2 separate regions of the Mus musculus genome follow, and region 1 is linked to region 2. The links are chromatin contacts, found by Hi-C or POLR2A ChIA-PET in ENCODE. All regions are on one chromosome and are shown on one strand. Each heading gives the region's core, a stretch centred on a gene start or an enhancer-like site at or near the end of the contact. The rest is flanking DNA. Distances are from core to core; before and after follow the strand shown.

Evidence for each region. Hi-C counts contacts between places; a loop is a spot of excess contacts on that map. ChIA-PET counts read pairs that join two places held with the same protein, here RNA polymerase II (POLR2A).
Region 1: POLR2A ChIA-PET joins it to region 2 with 15 read pairs in Patski. The contact joins the promoter of Mrpl47 here to the promoter of Mfn1 in region 2. A Hi-C loop is called at or near these places in 1 of 37 maps with a recorded cell type or tissue (regulatory T cell). POLR2A ChIA-PET finds 5 or more read pairs at or near these places in 2 of 5 experiments (Patski and embryonic stem cell).

The regions. Positions count from the first base shown.
Region 1 is chr3:32,733,211-32,739,563 of GRCm38, forward strand. It overlaps Mrpl47 (mitochondrial ribosomal protein L47), which reads right to left and starts at 3,545. Exons shown (of 7, transcript NM_029017.2): 1 at 3,432-3,545; 2 at 898-1,049; 3 at 379-439. The coding sequence starts at 3,529. It overlaps Ndufb5 (NADH:ubiquinone oxidoreductase subunit B5), which reads left to right and starts at 3,853. Exons shown (of 6, transcript NM_025316.2): 1 at 3,853-3,995. The coding sequence starts at 3,872.
Region 2 is chr3:32,527,355-32,533,863 of GRCm38, forward strand. It overlaps Mfn1 (mitofusin 1), which reads left to right and starts at 2,128. Exons shown (of 18, transcript NM_024200.4): 1 at 2,128-2,341; 2 at 4,544-4,662. The coding sequence starts at 4,551.

The DNA.
Region 1 (6,353 bases), core at 2,295-4,794, 210 kb after region 2:
ACTGTAAGAATACGGAAGTGTATACAGGTCCTTATCTGCTTCCTGTCAGCATTTATATTAAACAGTAAGTTAATGAGGAAGGGGGAAAGGGAGGGCAGTGTAACTGTGACCAGCCAGTCCCCATGTCATTTCTGACCTTGTTTCCTGACACTACTGGTGTAATGGTAGCGGTCTGACTCATAGCACTACTGCAGAAATCTAAAGTCCCGATACCTTCGAAATGTGACACATGTCTCAATGCAATCCTCTGCCACCTTTCTACAAGCTCATGCAGTCACCCGCTGTCCCATGACAGCAGACCGCTTGGCCAGTGCCTCGTACAGGGGTAGTGCTGACCCTGCTGTTAGACTACAATGTTGCAGTATGCAGATCACTCACCAAAGCTTATGTAAGTCTTCGTTACTTTTGTTCCTCAGCTGCTGGCAGGTCCATGAAGCTCCTGTGAGAAGGAGAAACGTGTGACATTAAGTGACAGTTCTAGCTCAATGTCCTGACTGAGGACTCACTCTCAAAATTCAATGTGTGTGTATCTCTAAAAGATGCAACAGGATTATCATATTACATACAATTAGAATTCAATTAAATACCAACATGAAAATATCAGTAACAAGACCGGCAAAGACTGCTGGTATTTGTGTCAAATGCATTTTCTTTTCCTAATGTCACTTCAAACTATTTTTAATTATTATTAAAAAAAAAAAAAAAAGCCAACTAAAAGAAACCCAAGCCTCATGTTACTTAACACGTCCAAGCACCCCTCTTCTAAGAAGCCCACCAACCAGCCAAGGAAGTTTTACTTCAGTTACCTTTAAAATCCAAAGGAAATAATTTTACATTGGATAACCCCAGGATGATGGAGATCACAGACAATGACTATGACCATTCTATGTGTCTCACCAGATTTGACTTTTTCTTCCCCCCAATTCTTTGGGTCATCAAAAAATTCTTCCAGTCCTTTCCTTGACAACGTGGTATGAAGTAATTTACACTGGAGAAAAGATGTGACATGTGGTGTGTTCTTATGTAACAAACTAAGAGAAGACCTGCAACTGAACACAAGTAAAGAACAAAGTTTATAACGTTCAGTCTTTATTAGCAAGAAACATTTGTTTATTACAATGTCAAAAATTCTACACAGGATATTTACCCCAGTATTGGTAAGCTTTTTAAGTGCATGAGAAAGTATTTTTTATTGTACAGATGGCTACCCTATAGTTTCAGACAACAGATGTACATAATTATATATGTCTATCTTTTTACTGTTAGCGCATGTGTGTGTGAGTACGTGCTTTCACGTGCCATGACACACATGTAGCGGTCAGAAGACAACAGGAGTGCTGGTTCTCTTCCACCTCATGGAGGCACAGTCTTTCTCTTTTATGCTGCTGTGCTGAGTATTCAGGATAGCAGGCCTGAGAGCTTTTATGTTGCTGTGCTGAGTACTCAGGATAGCGGGCTTGAGAGCTTTTGAGTGCTTCCTCCTCCTCTCCCTCCCGTCTGGGCCCAGGAATTCGGGAATTGGATGGAGATGCGCCCAGTCACTGCGCCCAGTTTTTACTGCTTAGCTTCCTTGGCTCAAACCGAGGTCACCAGGCTTGAGTGGCAAGCACTTTTTACCTCCTGAGCCACCTTGCTGACCCCACAATTATATTTTAGAGTAACAGTTTTTAGGTGCTTCCTCCACTGTAGCAACTAAATTTATGAACAGATCAAAACCATTCTGAACGTCAATGTGGCAACATTCAAAAGGCTCAATGCTCTCTCCTTTAATCCCGGAGTTCTGTGTCTGGAAACTTTTACACAATAGACACAGACACAACAGGCAGGAGCTCACCGGTGAAGATATCTACAAAGGCATTAAATTTGGTATTAAAGAGTTACATTAGTTACATAAACATACCATGCTTTATAGCTGCATGAAAATCTTATGCATAATTATATATATATTTAGAAATTATGTTTCTAAGAGCACTTAATGAACTGATAAAATGATCTTAAAACACAATGTAAAATGTTTCACAAGTGCTGTCTTCCAAACCAAGAGTATTTGACTGGAGTTTATGTTTGTTTTCCTGTGTACTGAGGATTAAGCCCAGGGCCTCAGGCATGCTAGGTACTCTACCACTGAGCTATGTCCATGACTCCTGACTTGAAACTAATTATGAAGAAATAAACAAAGCAAAACAAAACAAAACAAAATCCTACCCCAAATTGCCAGTGTGATGACAAAGGAAAAAAGAAACACTGGACGAATGGCAACTATTGCACTAAATGATCCTTCACTGGATCCTGAAGCAAAGAATGGAACTGAATGGAGACAATGAAGCGGAAAGAAAAAAGGGAAGGGATTAGTAGAGCAAGTCCTATTTTTATTTTGGATTATATGCTAAATAATAACACTGTATTCCACAGTGTGACCACAGGGTCATACTTAGTAAGGCAATGTCCTTGGGTCTATGATTGAATTTTGACCTCTGTCCAACAGTGCAGAAAAAGAGCATAAATCCAGGGATCTTGAAAAATGTGACAACTGTCAATGACTGGCTACTATGGGTTAAGGGTATATTTTGACTATTACTCTAATAATGTTTCTGTTGTCCTGGGGAAATGATGGAAAATCAAGTGTATACCTGCAACATTAAAAAAGAAACGGCAATGTGTTCTATGAATGCATAACTGGTTTTACTGTCTTCAAAATATTTTGCCTCTTTTCTGAGTGATAGGTATTCATTTTTTACAAAACACACACACACACACACACACACACACATACTGAAATAATTTCATTAACAAATTTAAGGTTTATGTATCTGAATGTTTTCCCTGCATATATGTGCACCATGTGTGTGCCTGATACCGTCAGAGGTCAAGGAAGGCATCAGATCAAGATAATGGAAGACGAAATCATTTATTCAAGTTTGCCACCCTGATCAAATTACAACTCTGCAAGGTTTTAAAAAGCTAATTTGCAAAGTTAGTGTAATAATATAGAAGAGACTGCTTCCTTCAATTAATCTGCTCTCTACTATTTCTAAAACTCGGCTCCCTGTTGGCAAGTGTCAGTGAAGAGTAAGCTGTCATTCTCACACTCGCAGACGCAGCTTCTGTTGCCGTAGCTACGCTCATCACTTAACATCTGCCGGACAATCTGTGTACAAAGACGCCGAGGGAAGCCTTCCGTTCACAGCTCAGGACTCCTCGGAAACCTCCCTCCCAACCGACCCAGCCCCAGGACACTGCGAGTCCGAGGAAGCACCGAGCAGCGGATGCTCCCACCGCCCGCGGCGACAGAACGCAGGAGGACTAGTGCGCCAGGATAGGCGACTGCAAGGTCACGCTCTCTGCCTCCGCGGTGGCCTGTCTAGAGCTCTGTTGCATCCTGCAAGAAGCGCCCAAAGGCGGAGGCAGTCATTTCTTCTCTCACCACTTACCCCGAGTGAGCAGCGTCCTTGGGATTTACTAGGGAACAAGCTGCCTTCAGGAACGCTGAGGCTCTTCTACAAATACCCACTAGACTGGTCGCAGCCATGTTTCTAATGGAGACCCACAGTGTCGGTGTCCACGAGGTCACTTCCGCTGGCGGCGTGAGGCAAGTGAAGCAAACAGGAACAGGCTTTGCCCTTACTAAACATGGCCGCTCCCACGGCTCTCGCTTCAATCTCCCAAGTCTGCCATAGAGTTTACAGGGCTCTCTTTGGGCGCCCCACCTACAATGTCGTCACTTTTGTCCGCCAGCGCCTGCCTGTGAAGCTCGCAGGAACGGGCCGCTGCCCTCACTCAATATGGCCTCCTCTAGCGTTCGCCCTCACTGGTGGATTGTCCCTCCCGGCTCCCTTAGCCCTCCCCACTTCCTTCCGTGGCCGGTGTAGCCATGGCGGCCATGAGCCTGCTGCAGCGGGCTTCGGTCTCCGCGCTGACAGCGCTGTCTTGCCGCCGCGCTGGTCCTAGACTCGGAGTCGGAAGTTTTCTCACGCGGAGCTTTCCGAAGACTGTCGGTGGGTGGCGGCCTCGGAGACGCGGGTGAGAGGTGGGAGGGCTGTTTCCAGGTGACCTTGGGGACCTCCGAGGGAGAGAGCGGGGACAAAGTCGGCCTGGGGCTCTCGTGTGAAGAGCTGCTGCAGATCGGATGGCCTTGTTTAAGCTCAGCGTTTGCGAAGCGCCTTGCCACGCCATGCTGGGCGCTGCTCCCTCGCTGCCAGGCTAGGCAGGCATGGAGCTGCTGCCCGCGTCTCCAAGGGCAACTGCACACACTTCGTTGTTGAGACAGGGTCTCGGGGATCCGAGGCTGCACTTGTCCCGGCTCCCGAGGGCTGGGATTGCAGGCTTGCACTGCGTCGCTGGGCTCAGGGCAGAATCAGGGTGCGTGGCACCTGCAGCTGGTTCCAACCCGCAGATAGGAAGTTGCTGAGAAGCGCACTGAAGTGAAGGCTGTCATGGTGTTCCTAGGCACGAGTGTAAAAAGGCTCCAGGTGACAGGCCCGTTAGGCACGGTAATAACTGTGTCCGTGGACCTCACAACATCATAGAAGGCCACGAAAATATTTTATGTTTGTTTTTTTTTTTAAAAGACTAGTGCGAGTGAATGTGTAAAGTTGGGTTCAGCCCAGATTGTATCTGCTGTATGTTAATGCAGTCATGCTTTTCATATGACCTGCGGGTCGCGACCCCTTCATAGGGGTCACCTAAGACCGTAGGAAAACACAGATGTTCACATTGTGACCCATAACAGTAGCAAGATTACAGTTATGGAGTAGCAGTGAAAATAATTTTATAGTTGGAGGTCACAACACAAAGAACTGCATTAAAGGGTTGCAGCATTAGGAAGGTTGAGAACCACTGTTCTCTTAGAAAGGAGCCTAAGAGGGGTAAAGAGCTCAGGTCTCAGGACAGTCATAGAGAGGGCCTTGGTTAGAGATATACAATTTGCCTTGTCTAATATAGAGAAAGACACACACACAAATTGCCCTAAAGCCTATTATATTGAGGCAGTATGCATAGGGACCTTCTGGAACATGCTGGAAAGGATCAGTGCATTTAAAATACCCAGCAGGAATTTACACTGAAGGCAGACTCCATGTGCTGACACTTCTTGGTCATATCCTTTTGACATCACTTTTTTATTGTAAATATCCTCAGATACACAAGTAGAGATCCCTTGAACCCTTCCCCAGAAGTGCTGACTGTAGTCTAGCTGAGCTGAGCTGAGACTCCGTGGTCCCTCTCTTCCTGGACTATTTCTCACTCCTGCAGTTCCGAGAGAACCACGGGGAGCCGATGTCCTGTCCAGAGAGAACAGGGAGGGCCTACTCGAGGCTGTTCCAAGAGCGACTGTTTGACTGTCGCAGCTTTCACTGGCTTATGAGTCTGCCATTGCTCCCTGAAGGTTTTCCTCTCTTCCACCAGTTCCTTGGGCAGCCCAACAAGATGGCTAGGCCCCTCTCCCATCTTCTTTTTCTGGAGCTGGGCTGCCGAGATTCAAATCTTGGCTGCAGAATTTAAGAGCTCTATGACCTTGAGTCAACGCCTACTGGGAGCTAAAGTGGAAGGCACTTGGTCATGATCTTCATTTCCTTTTCCGGAAGATGACCATCTGATTGACGGAGATACCTTACAGAGTAGTTGTGAAGCCCTTTGAGTAGGAGACATTTTTAGCACCATGCACCTAAATTAGAAAATACACACAGCATTAAATTTACCCTTTATTTTATTTGCTTATTTCTTTGGTACTGCTGATGAAATACAAGTGCTTGCTTATTCTAGCCAGGTGAGGTCTTTCCTCTGGGCTACATCCCTAACCCTTCTTTTTGTCTTTACTCTTTAAAATTTTGAGTCAGAGTGTCATTGAGTTGCCCAAGCTGATCTTGAATAGACTCTGCATTGCGGGCTGGTTCTAACCTTCAATGCTCCTGCCACAGTCTTCCAAGAAGCTGGTAGGTTGTTGCTGAGCGTCTGAGAGGTGGAATTCCGGTCCAAGATCTTGTCATTGAAGAGGCCCTTGCAGGGCATCAGCCTCTCTTCTCTGCTTCCCAGTCACTAGAAGGTGGCAGTTTGTTCTAACACATACTTCCATCATGCTTTGCCACAGGCCCAAAGCAGCAAATCCTCCAACTTGCCGTGGCAGAAAACACTGAATCTCTTTCCATTCTAAAGCTAATATCCACAGATATTTCTCAGGGTAGAGGAGAGTGGATCAACAGATCTGTGATCACAGTACTGTGAACTCAGACGAGGAGTATAAATATAAAATGAATATGGCAATCATCTTAACATGGGAAAATGGCAGTAGTGTGTGGGCTTCCAGGTCTCCCTGGATATAGGGCTTTTGGGAGAACTAGGTGTTGAGAGAAGGAGAA
Region 2 (6,509 bases), core at 878-3,377:
TGGGTGTTCCCTCTTCCCTGATGACTCCAGTTTATGTCAGTTGTCACTGGGATTGGACTCTGGACTTTGTGCACACTAAACACACTGTCACTGAGTTATTCGCCAGCCCCTAGGTACTGACCTGTCTTTGCTGTGCTTTGCATAGTATGTGCACACGTGTGAGTACATTAGCCGCTAGAGATCAACAGTGAGCAACGTTCACTATCAGTCTCCACCTTATTTTGGAAACAGTCTTTCTTTTTTGTTTTTTGTTTGTCAAGACAGGGTTTCTCTGTGTAGCACTGGCTGTCCTGGAATTCACTCTGTAGACCAGGCTGGCCTCGAACTCAGAAATCCTCCTGCCTCTGCCTCCCAAGTGCTGGGTTCAAAGGTGTGTGCCACCATGCCTGGCAAGTCTTTCAAAGAACTCAGCTCACTGATTTGCTAGCCTGGCCAGCCAGCTCCAGAGATTTCCCCACCCCCAGCATTATTGTTTTCCCCATGAGTGGCTAGAGATCTGGATCCAGGTCTTTATGCCATCACAGCAAGAACTTTACTGCTTGAGCCTTCTCCCCAGTCTCTTAAGTACTGATCCTTATTGGCTATATACCCTGGAAATAGGCAGTTCAAGGCCAGCCTGGTCTATGGAGTGAGTTCCAGGGCTACACAGAGAAACCCTGTCTCAAAAAGAAAAAAATCATTTTAAAAAATCTGGCCTGGGAGGCAAAGGCATTGGATCTCTGTGAGTCCAAGGCTAACTTGTTCTACATAGTGAGTTCCAGGACCCAGGACTGTCTATATAAAATGACACTGTCTCCAAAAAACAACCCAAAACAAAAATCTTCAAATTTAGGCAGAGTGAGAGCACAGATCTGAATTCTAGCACTTGGGAGGCTGTGACAGCGGGTTTGTGAGTTCTTTTTGTTGTTGTTTTGTTTTGTTTTGTTTTTTGTTGTTGTTTGTTTGTTTGTTTGTTTTTTTTGGAGACAGGGTTTCTCTGTATAGCTCTGGTTGTCTTGGAACTCACTTTGTAGATCAGGCTGGCCTCAAACTCAGAAATCTGCCTGTCTCTGCCTCTCGAGTGCTGGGATTAAAGGTGTGTGCCACCACGCCCAGCTCATGCTTGTTTTTTTAACTCATCCATTTTAGCACTGTCCTTCCTATGTGTCTTGGACAGTTTTTCTCCAGATATTCCCAGTAACAGTCCTGAAATGACCTGAGAAATGACATCCTTTCAGAAAACACATACCTCTTTGGCTCCACCTTGCTCATTTTTCTTCACTCTATCCTCTTGTCCTGATCTCCCCCCCCCCCCATAATAGCAGTCATAGTCTGAAATGATCTCATTCACTGTATTTATCCAACTTTTTTATCCAACTTTTATTTTTATTTATCCAACTTTTGCAGGTGCCCATCAATGTTTTAAGCACTTTACACCCTAACCCATTTACTTTCCCACAATTCATGAAGTAGGCATTTTTAGTATTTTATAGATGAGGTAGCTGCCATTCATATGGATAAAGGGGCTTCCCTGGCAAAAGCATCTCATTTGCTAACTCTGTAAAGAACCTCTCAGGACACATGCTGTGAAACCTCTCTTGGAAGGTGGAACATGTAGAGTCCTTGGGCTTCACCCTCGATCAATCAATCAATGGTTTAACAAGATTCCCAGGTGATTCCTAACAAAGTTTAAATCATGAACAATTAATTTTCTTGAGTAATACCTCTTACAGTAAGTAGACACACACAGCTCACTCCAGTAACCCCAGAAAACCAATCAAGACCAGAGCAATTGGAAAAGTCAAAGTTTTGACGACCCCCCCCCCCCCCCCCGCATGATAAACATCTATGTGGTTTTGGGGTACTTCTCCCCCTACACCCTCAGATAACCATGGACATCTTTTCACACTTGGCGCCTTTGAGCTTTGAAAACTCTGAAGGGAAAAACCAAGGGGAGGAGTTGGAAGGTGGAACAGAAAACAGCCCAGTGGTTAATAAGAACTCCTGCCCAAAACAAACCTCGCCTTCAGCCCTGAAGGAAAATGGCGCCCGCAATATATGCAGTTCTGGTCTCGAAGCGTCAGCCAATAGGAGATCCGAAGCGCCGGAAGTAGCCGCCCCTAGCCCCTCCTCTGGGCACCTCCCCTCTTTCGGGAGGATGAGACAGCCAGGGGGCTGTGGCGGAGCTGTGGTTGCTGGGTGACAGTGGGGAGCAGGGACGGAGTGAGTGTCCGCTGGCGGGTGGCGACGTCCGGGGTGACCTTCGAGCTCCGGACCGGCGCAGCGCGAGCGCCCTGACGGGCCGGGGCGGCGGGCCGGGCAAGGGCGACGGGCGGCCAGCCTGAGGGAAGGCCCTGTCCAGGTAGGAATCCACCCGGCTGGGCAGGCTCTCGGCCCACGCGGCTTCCTCTCCCCACGCACCTCCTCCGCGCCGTCAGTTCAGGATTCCGGAGGGAGCCACCCTCCTGGTGGCCACGGCGCTTCTTTTCACGCACACCAGCGTTAGCGTGTGCTTGTCTTTGGTGGCTTTTCATAGGAGCTTCCAGGTAGAACGTCTTTTACTTTAAATTCAACATTCCTTTAAGTTTGGGGACTTTGGCTTGAAGCCTTCCTTCATGCCTTCTTTAAGTCTTGACTCCGTAATTGTGACGAAAGCTGCTACCTTCTTGGTGTCTGTACTGCATTAAGACTTGGGCATTCTTTTATTTTCTTCGCTAACTGGGAAACTTAGTTTAGCTAAACTAGTTTCATCTTCACTCGAGGAAAATAAATTAGGGATTACAACCAAGATTTTTGTTACTAGCTTTTACCGATTTTACATTTATTTACATATCTACTCTTCCAGGATTGAAGATTGAGCCCCTCCCAGGTCTCCCATGCTAGGCAAATGCCATTGTATCCCTAAACCGGTTTCTAAACTGAGTGTCACTGAGAGACCCAGGCAAGCCTTGATCTCACTCTGTTGCCTCTTGTAGACTTGAATTTTCAGCTTTTCCTGTGTGACACTCCTGAGTAACTGAATTACAGGTAACATGACAGGAGGCAAATTTCTCTTTTTTTAATGGGAGATCACTCGAGAGTAATCTTTGGTTTCTGACTAACATGGTTTCTGTAAATAAATAAATAATACTAAAAAGTATTTTATCTATTTGGCCAGGTTAATTTTTTGCTATTAGGAAATTGAGGCATGAACTAGCAGGTATCAGACTAAGCATGATTTTAAATGTTTGCTCTGTTTTTAGATTTTTTAATGTGTATGTTTTTCTTCCATATACGGATGCATGTTTCACCACAGTTTCTGCGCAGTGCCCTTGAGGTCAGAATAGGGCATAAGATCCCCTGGAACTGGAGTTACAGGTGGTTGTGAGCTACCAATTTAAGTCCTTCTGAAGAGCAACAAGTGTTTTAAAGCACTGAGACATCTGCCTAGCCCTGGAGGCATGCACATTTCATTTCTTCTTTCTTCTTCTTCTTCTTCTTCTTCTTCTTCTTCTTCTTCTTCTTCTTCTTCTTCTTCTTCTTCTTCTTTTGTTTTTGTTTTTGTTTTTTATTTGTTTGATTTTGAGACAGGGTTTCCCTGTGTGTCCCTGACTGTCCTGGAACTTGCTCTGTAGACCAGGCTGGTCTTGAACTCACAGACATCCAGCTGTCTTTGAGTGCTGGGACTATGCGCCACCACTGCCCTGTTTTCATATGGTTTTTAAAATTATATTTAACTTATATGTGGAAGCGGTAGACTTTCACAGTTGGTGTTTGGAGGCAGAGAACAACTTGCTGGAGTTGGTTCTCTCCTTCAACCACTTGGTTTCTGGAGGATTGAACTTAGTCTCCTCCACCTGAACTGTTTTGAGAGATTTTGAGTTTTTCGTTTTGAACAAGGTTTACCAAGGCTGGCCTGCTTCAGCCTCCTCCTGGCTGGGATCACAGGTGTGTAACACCACACCTTTATCATTCAGCTTTTTTTTTTTTTTTTAAATGTGTACGGGTATTTTGATTGCATATATATGCAACCAAATTTTGGTGTACCATGTGTGTACCTGTGTCTGTGGAGGCCAGAGGAGGACATCAGAACCCCTGGAACTTGAGTCTTAAGACAGTTGTGAACTGCCATGTGGGTGCTGGGAATAGAACTGGGTCCTCTAGAAGAGCAGCCAGTTCTCTTTAACTGCTGAATCACGTCTTCAAGCCCCTCATTGTTAAGTTTAAGTAGAGCTTTGGAGATGAGGAAAGCCCTGCTATGTCGCATTGTCCAGGTAAAACTGGACTTCCTGGTGTGAGTGCACCCCCTGCCTCAGCCTGCCCCAGTAGCTGAGACTCCAGGCATTTGTCATCCACAGGCTAATTATTGCTTTTCTTTTTTTTCTTTTTTTTTTTTTTTCTTTTTTTGGTTTTTCGAGACAGGGTTTCTCTGTATAGCCCTGGCTGTCCTGGAACTCACTCTGTAGACCAGACTGGCCTCGAACTCAGAAATCCGCCTGCCTCTGCCTCCCAAGGGCTGGGATTAAAGGCATGCGCCACCACGCCCGGCTTAATTATTGCTTTTCTAACCTTTTTCTCAACCTAGGTGCATAATGGCAGAAACGGTATCTCCACTGAAGCACTTTGTGCTGGCAAAGAAAGCCATCACTGCAATCTTCGGCCAGTTACTGGAGTTTGTTACTGAGGGCTCACATTTTGTTGAAGGTGGGTACCTCTTAAACTAGTAAGGTTACTGTTGAAAGTGTACGCAGGTGCTTTATTATTTCCACTTCAGTTTTTTATTTTACCCTTTTGAGATCAGACTTGCCTTGAAATGGCTGTGTAGCTTCCAATGGCTTTAAACTCTGTTCCACTTGCCTCTGCATCCACACAGGTATGTGACCTGCTCAGGCTTAGTTGTGGAATTCACATTGTTCTGCATTCTGGGAACTATGCCATAGTGAGTGAAAACAATTTCACAGTTAAGAAAAGAGTAAGGTACTAGTCTGAGTGTTTTACAGTAGTAAAAATTCCTTTACTACTCCTAAGACTAGTTAGTAGGTAAGTGAAAGGCACTGTGAAGGCAAAGCAGCTTGCTCAAGGTCACAGAGCTGGGAAGCCGGCCTCTCCGTATGAAGCCATTACATGTCTCCACCCCAGTTTGTCAGTTCTCACGTGAGATGTAATTGCTTTGTGGGAGGATAAATGTTTACCTTCTGTCTATGTAACTGCTCAAAGGTATTCCCAATTGTCTTACCACAATATATTAATTTGGAGCGAGCCATTGGAATTTCTTTAGCTTTTAAGGATATCTGTCTGTTAAGTTTACAATGAAAAGTGAGGAATTCTCAGAGTATCTCCGGTGACCATGGGGAAGCATTTAATTTCGTCTTTGAAGAAAACATTACCCCTTGCTCCTATAAATCTCTGTCACTAGATTTTGAGCTTCTTAAGTAAGCCTGGAACTTTACGTATCTCCAATTCCAAATGTAACATAATTGAAGTTTCGTTGAGCGAAAAAATTACACAGTTTGTTTCCAGTTTGGGAAGAATGTGAGCTAACAGTGAATTGTGAAAAATATTGTTTCTTACACTTGATAGGGAGTAAAACTGAAGTTAAATTTAGTAATATCTTGTTTTGCATCCTGTCAGTTCTGGATCGAACAGTATGCTGGGAGCTAGTGCAAAGGCAGGACTTAGAATTTGAATTTACTTTGACTTATATTAAAACCTCAGTGGGGGGACGTCAGGGAGAGGGGGAGGCTAGGAAATAGGAGTGTAAATCACGAAGCATCAAATGGGAAACAGCTAGGACTGCGCACTTGAGGTAAGACTTTGCAGACTGCAGCCTTGCCTTGGAGATACAAGACTGGGGCATCAGGAGGTCAGGACCACCGCTGCAGAGAAGCTCAGTGCCAGTCTTTCTGCTGTTCAGAAGTTGCCCGTGTTTTATGACTGTTCTTGAAATGCAAAATGAGGCGTGAAAAGCTTAAGCTTAATCACTTGAGCACTGAGTTCGTTTGAAGAGTCTCAGGTTATAATGACCCAGAGTCTCCATGTCTTATCTTCAAAACGAGACAAAATGAGGCATTAGCTGTTTCTCTATTGCTGGAATGAGAAGAAAGTAACCTGAGGCTGTCCCTTTCAAACCACGGTCTTGGCACTCCTTCCATTGTTGGCTAGGTCATGTGGCCAGTGGCTCGGTTCTGATGAGTCCCGCTTCAGTCCATAAGTACCTTTCTACTTTTTCTTATTGACTGGACTTGTGTTTTTTTGTGTGGGAACCCACGTGTGAGGAGGCAGCAAGGCTTGCCTAGCTTACAGACTTACCCACCTTACTATCGGAGGAGTGGAGAACCGGCTCAGCACGTGGAAGTCCTTTCCAGCTTAAGATTGGGTGAAAAGCATAGATTCCAGTTTAAGATTGGGTGAAAAGCATAGATGGCTATTAGCTTATTTCTTCTTTAAAACTGCATTTGTGTTTCATATGCCTTGTACTTTTGAGTCCTACATAAATAAGTATTAAGTAACCCCTTTGACTGAGTCCTTGAATTTTTTATTTTGTTGTGTTT